2 separate regions of the Homo sapiens genome follow, and region 1 is linked to region 2. Evidence: read pairs that join two places in POLR2A ChIA-PET (ENCODE). Cell type or tissue: CD4-positive, alpha-beta T cell. All regions are shown on one strand. Each heading gives the region's core, and the rest is flanking DNA. Links, peaks and the distances in the headings are about the cores only.

Region 1 (5,365 bases), core at 82-5,081, 89 kb before region 2:
AAAAAAAAAAAAAGATTTTTCTGGGGTCTCATGGTCTTTTAAGTCAAATGCATACAACCCAAAACAGTATAGCTCAGAGGACAAGGGAACAAGGTTTAGCATGAGCAGTTGTAGGTCAGCTCCTCCACCCCTCACTAACTGTGCGACTTAACCTCTCTGGGCCTGTCTCACCATCTGTAAAACAGAAATGATGAAAAGTATCTACCTTCTAGGGGCATTCTATGAGATTATGCATGTGTGAGTGAGCACCAAGCATTGCTCAGTGGTGCCTAGTGGGTAGTGAGCACTCAGTATGCAGCACCATGACTATGTAAGAATTCATTTGTTAGTAGAGCCCGGCTTTAGAACAGAGATGGAACCTGGCACCGAATAATAAAGCATGGGGAGGCCGGGCGCAGTGGCTCATGCCTGTAATCCCAGCACTTTGGGAGGCCGAGGTGGGCAGATCACCTGAGGTCAGGAATTCAACACCAGCCTGGCCAACGTGGAGAAACCCCGTCTCTACTAAAAATACTAGCTGGGTGTGGTGGCGCATGCCTGTAATCCCAGGGCTGAGGCAGGAGAATCGCTTGATCCCGGAAGGAAGGTGGAGGTTGCGGTGAGCCAAGATTGTGCCTTTGCTCTCCAGCCTGAGCAACAAGAGCAAAACTCCATAGATAGATAGATAGATAGATAGATAGATAGATAGATAGATAGATATAGATATATAGATATCTATAGATCTATAGATATCTATATATATATATATAGATATATATATATATCAGGAGGAATAGTAGTAATATTGTCATCACTTCTCACCCTGTCTTTGATAAATTGCCAGTTGAAGTGTCTGCTTCATCACTGAGAAAAGAGTGTGTTCTTTCCTCTCTGAATCCCCAGGACCAGACATATAGCAGGTGTCCAATGAACAGCTCAGCTGTTGAATGAACAAATAGATTCTGTTAGGCCCTACAAGGCATAAAAGTAAATTCAGTCTGGGCACAGTGGCTCATGCCTGTAATCCCAGCACTTTGGGAGGCCAAGGCGGGCAGATCATCTGAGGTCAGGAGTTTGAGACCAGCCTGGCCAACATGGTGAAACCCCATCTCTACTAAAAATACAAATATTAGCCAGGCATGGTGGCGGGCACCTGTAGTCCCAGCTACCTGGGAGGCTGAAGCAGGAGACTCACTTGAACCTGGGAGGCAGAGGGTGTAGTGAGCTGAGACCACACCACTGCACTCCAGCCTGAGTGACAGTGAGACTCCGACTCAAAAAAAAAAAAGTAAATTCAAAAGCCATTCACCTGTGCAGAAGGCAGGGCCAGGCTAATCTGAAGGCTCTAAGAGAAGTATCCACCCACTTCTTCTGTAAAAGGCCAGATGGTAAATATTTTAGATTCTTTGGGCTCTCTCTTCCTCTGTGGCAACCACTGAATTCAACCCTGTTGCAGACATAGACAATAGATAAATGAATGGGCCCGGCTGTTTGTAGGTAGGTGAAAAATGGCTTCCCTTCACCTTTATAGGTTCTTTGGCTGGGCTACGAATTAAATTGACATGTAAACAGACAGGGCAAAAGCCATATTTAATTATGTACCTATGCAGGGGAGTCCCACAAAATACAAGACTCCAAAAAGGATCAGAGAGGCTGGGCCCAGTGGCTCATGCCTGTAATCCAGGCACTTTGGAAGGCCAAGGCAGGCAGATCACCTGAGGTTGGGACTTCCAGACCAGTCTGGCCAACATGGTGAAACCCCATCTCTACTAAAAATACAAAAAATAGCCGGGCGTGGTGGAAGGTGCCTGTAATCCCAGCTACTCGGGAGGCTGAGGCAAGAGAATCACTTGAACCTGGGAGGTGGAGAGCGCAGTGAGCTGAGATCACGCCATTGAACTCCAGCCTGGACCACAGAGCAAGACTCCCTCTCAAAAAAAAAAAAGTATCAAAGAAAAGAATAGGGGTTTGGGGCTTCTGGGAGGATGGTGGTAACACAAGTTATGGGAGGGTAAGGGGAGAAATTGTATGATGGAGAAAGTCTGTCTTGTTAAGCAAATAAAAAAGTCTTGCAGGTAATAAAAGTTGTCTCAGAGCAGCCCTCAGAAGGATACATGATTGGGAATGGTTTCACTCTTCCCTAGTTAATAAGATCGTAGGAAAGCATTCCTCTTTCTGTCTTTAGGCAGATAAGAGAAATTCAGAGAAAACCTCTCCTTCCCTGCATTTGCTGTTCCCCCAAGTGCCCTTATTTTGAAGCAATCAGCAGACAAAAGCGCATATCCCTGTGTTCCAATGAAATTTTATTTACGTACGCTGAAATTTGAATGTTTTATTTTCATAAGTCGTAAAATAGTTTTTCCCCCACCTAACTATTTAAAAATGCAAAAACAGAGCAGTGGTTCACGCCTGTAATCCCAGCACTTTGGGAGGCAGGAGGATTGCTTGGGCCCTGGAGTTCGAGACTAGCCGGGGCAACATAGTAAGACCTTGCCTGTGCAAATAATTTTTCTTGAGACGGAGTCTTGCTGTTGTTGCCCAGGCTGGAGTGCAGTGGCGCGATCTCGGCTCTTTGCAACCTCTGCCTCCCGGGTTCAAGCAATTCTTTTGCCTCAGCCTCCCAAGTAGCTGGGACTACAGGGGCCCGCCACCACACCCTCGCTGACCGGCTGCAGCGCGCAGGACAGCACGCCTGGGAGGGCGGTGCCAGGAGGCGGGCCTCGGATTGGGCCTCACGTAGTGGGCTGGACAGAGGATGGAGCCTCTTGGCGTAAGCGCGGTTGGGCGGGGCATTCCTGGATTGGCCCACTCCGGCGTCGCAGAACGCTTGGCGTATCGTCCTTCAGCCAATCAGCGTGGAGCTGCTGCCTCGCCCCGCCTCACGCCGGCGTCCTGGGGGCGCGGAGAGGGCGCCCAGGTTCACCGCGCTCTCAGCGCGCACTTCCGGGCACGGTCAGGGCGTGACGTCGGGAGGAGGGCAGGTAAGTGCCGGCGGGCGGAGGAGCGGGGAGGGCCGGGGGTCCGGCAGCCGCCTCACCCTGGCCTCGGAGCTGCCCGGCGCGCCCTTCCGCGTCGGGGGACGCGGAGCTGAGGACCCGATTTAGATGCCCGGAGCCGGCCCAGGTCCCAGCCAGGACCAAAGTCCCTGAGGCCCCAGCTGAGACCTCTGACCCAAGTGCCCGGGACCCGGTCCCATCCTAGCCCGGATCCATATTATGCCTGAAGGGTCCTGGGTTTTTGCATCGGGAAAATGGGACCAATAAGTCCCTATCTCACCAGATTTTATAAAAATGATTCTTGTAAAACCGTGAGCAGCAGAAATGACTAAACTGCCAAACGTTTAACTCGGCGTCAGGCGCTGCCCTGAATGCCTTAACCAGCCATTTTTACACATAAGGAAAATGAGGCTTAGAGAGAGAAAACAATTTGCCCCAAGTCAAGCAGATAGGAAGCAGCAGGGTGGAGCTCCGAGCCCAAGCCGTAAGCCCAGGACAAACAGGGTCGGTAATTACTTTTGCACCAAGGACCGGAGATATCTACACGCCCACCCGATAGCCCCGTCTGCCATTTACTGGGGTAACAAAACCATCTTAAGACACACACACACCCTCGAGCTCCTGTAAACGGAGTATTTGCTCTTTGCAGGCTCTTCCCGTGGGTTAGTTGATTCACAGCATCCCCAGAAAGTCAGTCTTGTCGTCGTCATTCGCCCTTTACCGGTGACGAAATACAAGCCCAGGGAAGCGCAGTCACTGACCAAGGTCACCCAGCTGATGAGGAGTGGAGCTGGGATTCAAGCCCAGGGAGCCGTGTCCCCTAACGCCTCAAGGGGCACTTAGCTATTTTGTTGGCAAAAGTATTTTTAGGTTGGAAGGGACCTTGGAATAATCCAATCTAAAGGACACACTTTATAGTTGGAGGATACAAGACTAAGGTGAGGGTAGAACAGTTTATATCCGGGACTTTGCACCACTGCCTCACCACCTCACTACACCACTCCCACTCCATCAGAAGCTCTTCCATCAGCTTCTTTCTTTCTTTTTGTTGGAGACAGAATCTCACTCTTGTCACCTTGGATGGAGTGCAGTGGCGTGATCTCGGTTCACTGCAACCTCCGCCTCCCAGATTCAAGCGATTCTCCTGCCTCAGCCTCTCCAGTAGCTGGGATTACAGGCGTACGCCACCAGGCCTGGCCAATTTTTGTATTTTTAGTAGAGACAGGGTTTCACCATGTTGGCCAGGCCGGTCTTGAACTCCTGACCTCAAGTGATCCACCTGCCTCAGCCTCCCAAAGTGCTGGGATTACAGGCGTGAGCCACCGAGTCCGGCCCCCAAGAATGGTTTTAAATTTTCTAGTAGTTGGGGAAAAATCAAAAGAATAATACTTTGTGACATGACGATTATGTGAAATTCAAATTTCTGTGTCCATCAATAAAATTTATATTGGCATGCAGCTACGCCCGTTCATTTATATATTGTTTGGGACTGATTTCTAGCTATGAAAGCAGAGTTGAGTTGTTGGGGCAGAGATAATCTGGCCTAAAAAGCTAGAAATACTTATTTTCTGGCCCTTGACAGAGAAACTTTGCCAATCTCTGTTCTAGAATACCCTTCACTGCTTCACAGAGTCTCTCTTTAGTGTAAACTAGAACTTCTTTCTTTTTTTTTTTTTTTTTTGAGATGGAGTCTCGCTCTATCGCCCAGGCTGGAGTGTGGTGGCGCAATCTTTGCTCACTGCAAGCTCCGCCTCCCGGGTTCACGCCATTCTCCTGCCTCAGCCTCCCGAGTAGCTGGGACTACAGGCACCCGCCACCACGCCCAGCTAATTTTTTGTATTTTTTAGTAGAGACGGGGTTTCACTGTGTTTGCCAGGATGGTCTCGATCTCCTGACCTCATGATCCACCCGCCTCGGCCTCCCAAAGTGCTGGGATTACAGGCGTGAAGAACTTCCTTCTATATGACCTAAAAGCCTCCCTTCCAAACATGAGAGGGGGTCTCACCACCCCTAGTTTGAGGAGCCCCTGCATTTCCCACCTGTGTCACCTGCACTGACTGTGACCCTTATGGAGCCTCATTCAGTTATCTCAGTTGTTTACCCAGTTGACATTTATCTGGGCCTGGCACTGTCCTAGGTGTTAGGGATATGGCACAGTGTGACCTGCCGGGGGAGACATAAACCGACACAGGGTGATATGATCAGAATTCCAGGAAACAAGTGACTATGGATTGGATGGTTAGATGAGTTCATTGGTTTTTTTTGTTTGTTTGTTTGAGACGGAGTCTCACTTTGTAGCCTAGGCTGGGGTGCAGTGGCGCCATCTTGGCTTACTGCAACCTCCGCCTCCCGGTTTGAGCCATTCTCCTGCCTCAGTTTCCCGAGTAGCT
Region 2 (5,357 bases), core at 1-5,000:
CCCCCCTTAAGAACTGGGGTTTCCTTCATGTCACATCCCTCAAACCCAAGTTCCCCTCCAGCATTCTCAGATACCAGGCACCCCAAATCTTCCCCTGAGGCCTGAGTAATCCCGTAGGTCCAAGTTGCCCCCAAATGTCACTAGCTCAAGACCCTCAGATCCTGGTTATCGCCACATGTCACCCCTCAGGCTCAGCGTTTCCCTCAGGGTCACCCCACCACCACCACTTCAGATCAGCTTCCATCCTCCCTTGATCAGCGATGTGAAAATCTTTCCACTCTAGGGTTTCCCTCATGGTCACCCCACGATCCAGGACACCCCCAAGGTCACCTTTCCAAGCACAGGATACCCTGCTGCACAGAGCAGGTGGGGCAGGGATGGGCAGGCAGGAGCCCGGAGTGCCAGGATGGTAAATTCAGGCCAATCAAAAGCTGAAACTCCAGCGATGGGAGGCAGGAGTGAATCACAGACCAGACCTTCAGGAATGAAGTCAGGGCAACTTTTATTTACTTGAACAACAGACATGACACACAGCACGATCTCTCCTCTCCATCCCATCCCAAGCTTCTGTCCACGACTACCCAGGGTGGGGAAAAAGGCAATGGCCCAGCCCCGATGACCTGGGGGACTTCAGTGTGCCTCCTCAGTCCCACCCAGAAAAAAGCCTCCTCCCATCTGATTTCAAGATAGTGGAGAAAAGCCAGGCACGGTGGCTCACACCTGAGCCACCTGTAATTCCGGCGCATTGGGAGACTAAGGTGGGAGGATGGCTTGTGGCCAGGAGTTCGAGAACAGCCTGGGCAACATAGTGAGACCTGCCCCCCCATCTCTACAAAAATTAAAATTAAAAAAATTAGCCAGGTGTGGTGGCGCATACCTGTAGTCCCAGCTCTACTGGGGAGGCTAAGGCAGGAGGATCACTTGTGCCCAGGAATTCAAGGTTGCAATGAGCCATGATCACACCAGCCTGGCCAAGATGGTGAAACCCCGTCTCTACTAAAAATACAAAGATTAGCCGGGCATGGTGGTGGGTGCCTGTAAGCCCAGCTACTCAGGAGGCTGAGGCAGGAGAATCGCTTGAACCCAGGAGGCAGAGGTTGCAGTGAGCCAAGATCACACCACTGCACTTCAGCCTGGGCAACAGAGTGAGACTCCGTCTCAAAAACAAACAATAAAAGGCCAGGCACGGTGGCTCACAGCTGTAATCCCAGCACTTTGGGAGGCTAAGACGAGCAGATTGCTTGAGGTCAGGAGTTCAAGACCAGTCTGGGTAACATGGCGAAACCCCGTCTCTACAAAACATAAAAAAAAATTGGCCGGGCGCAGTGGCTCATGCCTGTAATCCCAACACTTTGGGTGGCTGAGGCGGGCAGATCACCTGAGGTCAAGAGTTCGAGACCAGCCTGGCCAACATGGCGAAACTCGGTCTCTACTAAAAATACAAAAATTAGCCAGGTGCGGTGGTGTGCACCTGTAATCCCAGCTACTTGGGAGGCTGAGGCAGGAGAATCGTGTGAACTGGGGAGGTGGAGGTTGCAGTGAGCCGAGATCGAGCCATTGCACTCCAGCCCGGGTGACAGTGCGAGACTCCATCTCAAAAAAAAAAAAACAAAAAAAAAAAAACAGAGTCCTAACTCTTCCCTGCCCTGAGAACCCCCTCAAGGCAGGGAGGATCAGCTATTCCCAGCGCCTCAGGACTAAGCACACCTGCTTGTGTCCCTTCTGGGTCCACAAGGAACTTGTTCCATGCCCCACATGTGGGGCGGGTGTCACTGCTCCTCCCGGCAAGTTAGAAAGCTGCAGGGCCCAGCAAGAAGGGGCCAGGTCAGGTCAACCCAGCCTGATACCGGAAGCCAGGAGTTGGCATTTAACGGTCTGGAGGCCCAAGGCAGCTTCCTCTTGGGTAACTGGCTGCTAGGAAGGTGCGGGCCGGGCCAGTGCCCCTGCCAGGCTTGGGAGAGGAGGGGCCAAGCCTCCAGGCCCGGAAAGGACACAGCTGGCTTCCCTTTTAATGGAAGGGCCACCCACTCACCCACCTATCTATGCTGGCACCACAGCCCAGCCTGAGCTGTGGCCATGCAGGGGTCCCCAGTTGCAGAGTTGGGGATCAGGGCCTGCAGCACACATTTGGGCCCAGCCAACCCCACCCACCACATCCCTCCTCCAGACACAGGTCTGATTCTGAGTCCTCATCTCTGCTCCAAGCATCAGCCCACCCAGGGAAGGCAGGGGCTGCAGGCTCCAAGGGGGCTTGACCCCTGTTCCTGCTGAACTGAGCCAGTGTACACAAACCAACTGTGTTTCAGCTCAGTAGGCACGGGAGGCAGAGCCCAGGGAGGCCAGGCAGCAGGATGGCAGGCAGACAGGCGGCAGCAGGGGACAGGCGGCAAGGCCAGAGGAGGTGAGGGCCTGGGGGGCGGAACTTAGCCACTGTGAACACGACTTGGTGTGGACCCTGCTCACAAGCAGCTAAGCCCTGCTCCTCAGGCCAGGCACAGGCTTCGGGGCCTCTCTGCCACCCCGTCCCCGGGCAGCATCCTCGGTGGCAGAGCTCAGGGTCGGTTGGAAATCCCTGGCAATGTGATTTGTGACAGGAAGCAAATCCCATCCCCAGGAACCCCAGCCGGCCGTGGCACAGGGGTGAGGGGGGCACCGGGCGGGGCCAGAGGCTGGCACCTGGAGGGGAGAAAGAGAGAGAGAGCAAAGGAGGTAATGAGATTTGGGGACACCTCCCCTCCAGGTCCCCAGATGCTTCCTTTGATCACAGGGAAGCTCTTTTCTCATATGCAGGAGCCACCACACGGGGAGCTGGAGCCTAGCTGTGCCCTCCGTTCCAGCCCCAGGACTGGAGAGGCAGAGATACCTAGAGGGCCCATGCGGGACAAGGAGGCTACAGCAACTTGCATGGCCAAGCTCCCCCCTCATTGAGCCCTGGGCAGGCCAAATGGGGCCATGGGGAGAGGAAGCCAAGGGGGGCCAGGCAGGCGGGTGAGGAAGTGATCTCACCCCAGCTGGCGCCACTTCCTAGAAGCCTGGAGGGCAGGAGGAAACCACCAGGGCCTCCCCCCCCGTGGCCCGGTCTCCTCAGTGGCCAGGGCTTAGCCCACACCCACCAGGGCGGATGCCGGCAGCAAGGCACCCCCCTCTCTTTCTAGACACGCACCCCCCGCCCCCCAGAGCACAGGATCCAAGCTCCAAGATACAGGCCTCTCCACCCAAACAGCCCAAGGTTCAAATCCTTGCTCCACAGTTTCCCAAAGACTCTCCAAAGCTTCAGTTTCCCCATCTGTAAAATGGAGCCAAGAGCCTCTTTTGCATAGCCCAGTGAGATGTCACCGAGTATGTATGTCACTCAGTAAGTGCCCAGCACCAGGGCAAGATACAGGATTTTCAGGACCCGGTGCAAAATGAACACGTGGTCCTCTAGTTCGAAAACTAAGAATTTCAGGCCAAGCATGGCGGCTCACGCCTGTAATCCCAGCACTTTGGGAGGCCGAGGCAGGAGAGTCACCTGAGGCCAGGAGTTCAAGACCAGCCTGCGCAATACGACAATACCCCATCTCTACAAAAAAAAAAAATATTTTTTCTTTTTTGAGACAGGGTCTCACTCTGTCGCCACGGCTAGAGTGCAGGGGTGCAATCACAGCTCACTGCAGCCTCAGCCTCCCAGGTTCAAGTGATCCTCCCACCTTAGCCTCCGGGGTAGCTGGGACTACAGCTATGCACCACCATGCCCGGCTAATTTTTTCTTTTTCTTTTCTTTTTTTTTTTTTTTGAGACAGAGTCTCGCCCTGTCGCCCAGGCTGGAGTGCAATGGCGTGATCTCGGTTCACTGCAACCTCCACCTCCAGAGTTCAAGCAATTCTCCTGCTTCAGCCTCCCGAGTAGCTGGGATTACAGGTGCCCGCCACCACGCCCAGTTAAGTTTTGTATTTTTAGTAGAGACGGGGTTTCACCATGTTGGCCAGGCTGGTCTCGACCTCCTGACCTCAGGTGATCCGCCCACCTCGGCTTTCCAAAGTGCTGGGATTACAGGCGTGAGCCACCACACCTGGCCCTAATTTTTGTAGAGATGGGGTTTTGCCATGTTGCCCAGACTGGTCTCCAACTCCTGGGCTCAAGCAATCCGCCTGCCTCAGCCTCCCAAAGTGCTGGGCTTACAGGCCTGAGCCACAGTGTCTGGCCCACAAAAAATTCACTAAAAAATCAGCCAGGAGTGGTGGTACACATCTGTAGCCCCAGCTACTCAGGCGGCTGAGGTGGGAGGACTGCTTGAGCCCAGGAGTTTGAGGCTGCCGTGATCTATGACCATGCCACTGAACTCCAGCCTAAGTGACAGAGCAAGACCCTATCTCTAAAATAAACAAAAACAAGTTTAAAAAAAGAAAATAATTTCAGGCTGAGCGCGGTGGCTCATCCCTATAATCCCGGCACTTCGGGAGGCCAAGACAGGAAGATCGCTTGGGGCCAGGAGTTCGAGACCAGCCTGGGCAATACAAGACAAAAAAATTAATAATAATAAAAAAAAATTCATGACCCCAGCAGTGCAACATTAAACTAACCTCCAGGTCCCTCCAAGCAGGGCTGCCGTGAGACTGCCCGTTTCACAAATGCATGAAGCCAGCCCTAAGTCTTTAGTGAGTGGAGCTTCTTTTGATAAGAGCCCAACACCTGGCTAGCAGACTCCAGTTTTGGAGCCCAAGTCTGCCCAGATTTGAAAGCCCCAGCTCTGCAGCTTCTGAGCTGGGTGACTCTGGGCAAGTCACTCAACCTCTCTGGGCCTCAGCTTCCCCATCTGCAAAACAGGGATAATAAGTATGGACTTCATAAGTCATGGTGAGGACCCCATGAGTGATAAACATGATCACGACAGAGCTGCTGCTGTCTTTGCCAAGGCAAAGGATAACGGAAACGTGGGTGTCTCACACCAGGACCCCAGTGTCCGCCCGATGTGGTGGCGCTCACCACTTCGAGACAGGCGGCGAGTGATGTCCTGTTTTGTCCCCTCCCTATACACACATACACACATACCAGCCACTCTTTCCCATCAGGCCCCAGCCCAGCCCTGTCCCCTTAGGGTCTGGAGGCGCCAACTGGGAGCAGGCGAGGCCCCGCAGGGCGGCCAGCCTCCCTGGGCCGCCTCCGGAAGTGAGACAGCACATTCGTGTCCCAGGGACGAGAACGGGAAGGGCGGCCATTTGGCCAGGCTCGTTTCCTGTGGGGTTTCCCCTGCACAGAGCCCAGGGCCGGGGCCAAGGCCACTCCCCATCCCCGCAGGCACAAAAGGTCTGGGTCTTGAGTGGAAGGGGTGCTGCCATGCAGGTGCCCAGGAGACAGGGTCCCCTTTACCAATCATG

What was found. ChIA-PET counts read pairs that join two places held together with the same protein. Peaks named below come from ENCODE experiments on the same cell type or tissue, not always from the same donor. Only the 100,000 strongest peaks of a DNase experiment are listed, where the experiment ranks them.
Region 1: POLR2A ChIA-PET joins it to region 2 with 12 read pairs; 19 of 35 experiments call an interaction of 5 or more read pairs at or near these places.

Annotation. Positions count from the first base shown.
Region 1 is chr19:13,744,995-13,750,359 of GRCh38, forward strand. It overlaps YJU2B (YJU2 splicing factor homolog B), which reads left to right and starts at 2,901. Exons shown (of 10, transcript NM_030818.4): 1 at 2,901-2,960. RefSeq lists a silencer at 2,882-3,191. In CD4-positive, alpha-beta T cell, for the core only: no CTCF peak of the experiment used is centred there; DNase peaks (open chromatin) are centred at 2,827 and 3,677; H3K4me3 peaks cover 1,892 bases; H3K27ac peaks cover 1,249 bases.
Region 2 is chr19:13,834,031-13,839,387 of GRCh38, forward strand. MIR23AHG (miR-23a/27a/24-2 cluster host gene) reads right to left here. Exons shown (of 1, transcript NR_036515.2): 1 at 486-5,357. It overlaps MIR24-2 (microRNA 24-2), which reads right to left and starts at 2,329; the gene lies at 2,257-2,329. It overlaps MIR27A (microRNA 27a), which reads right to left and starts at 2,487; the gene lies at 2,410-2,487. MIR23A (microRNA 23a) reads right to left here and starts at 2,629; the gene lies at 2,557-2,629. RefSeq lists enhancers at 4,562-4,671, 4,702-4,921, 5,142-5,241. In CD4-positive, alpha-beta T cell, for the core only: no CTCF peak of the experiment used is centred there; DNase peaks (open chromatin) are centred at 1,841, 2,411, 3,041, 4,781 and 2 weaker places; H3K4me3 peaks cover 1,977 bases; H3K27ac peaks cover 3,932 bases.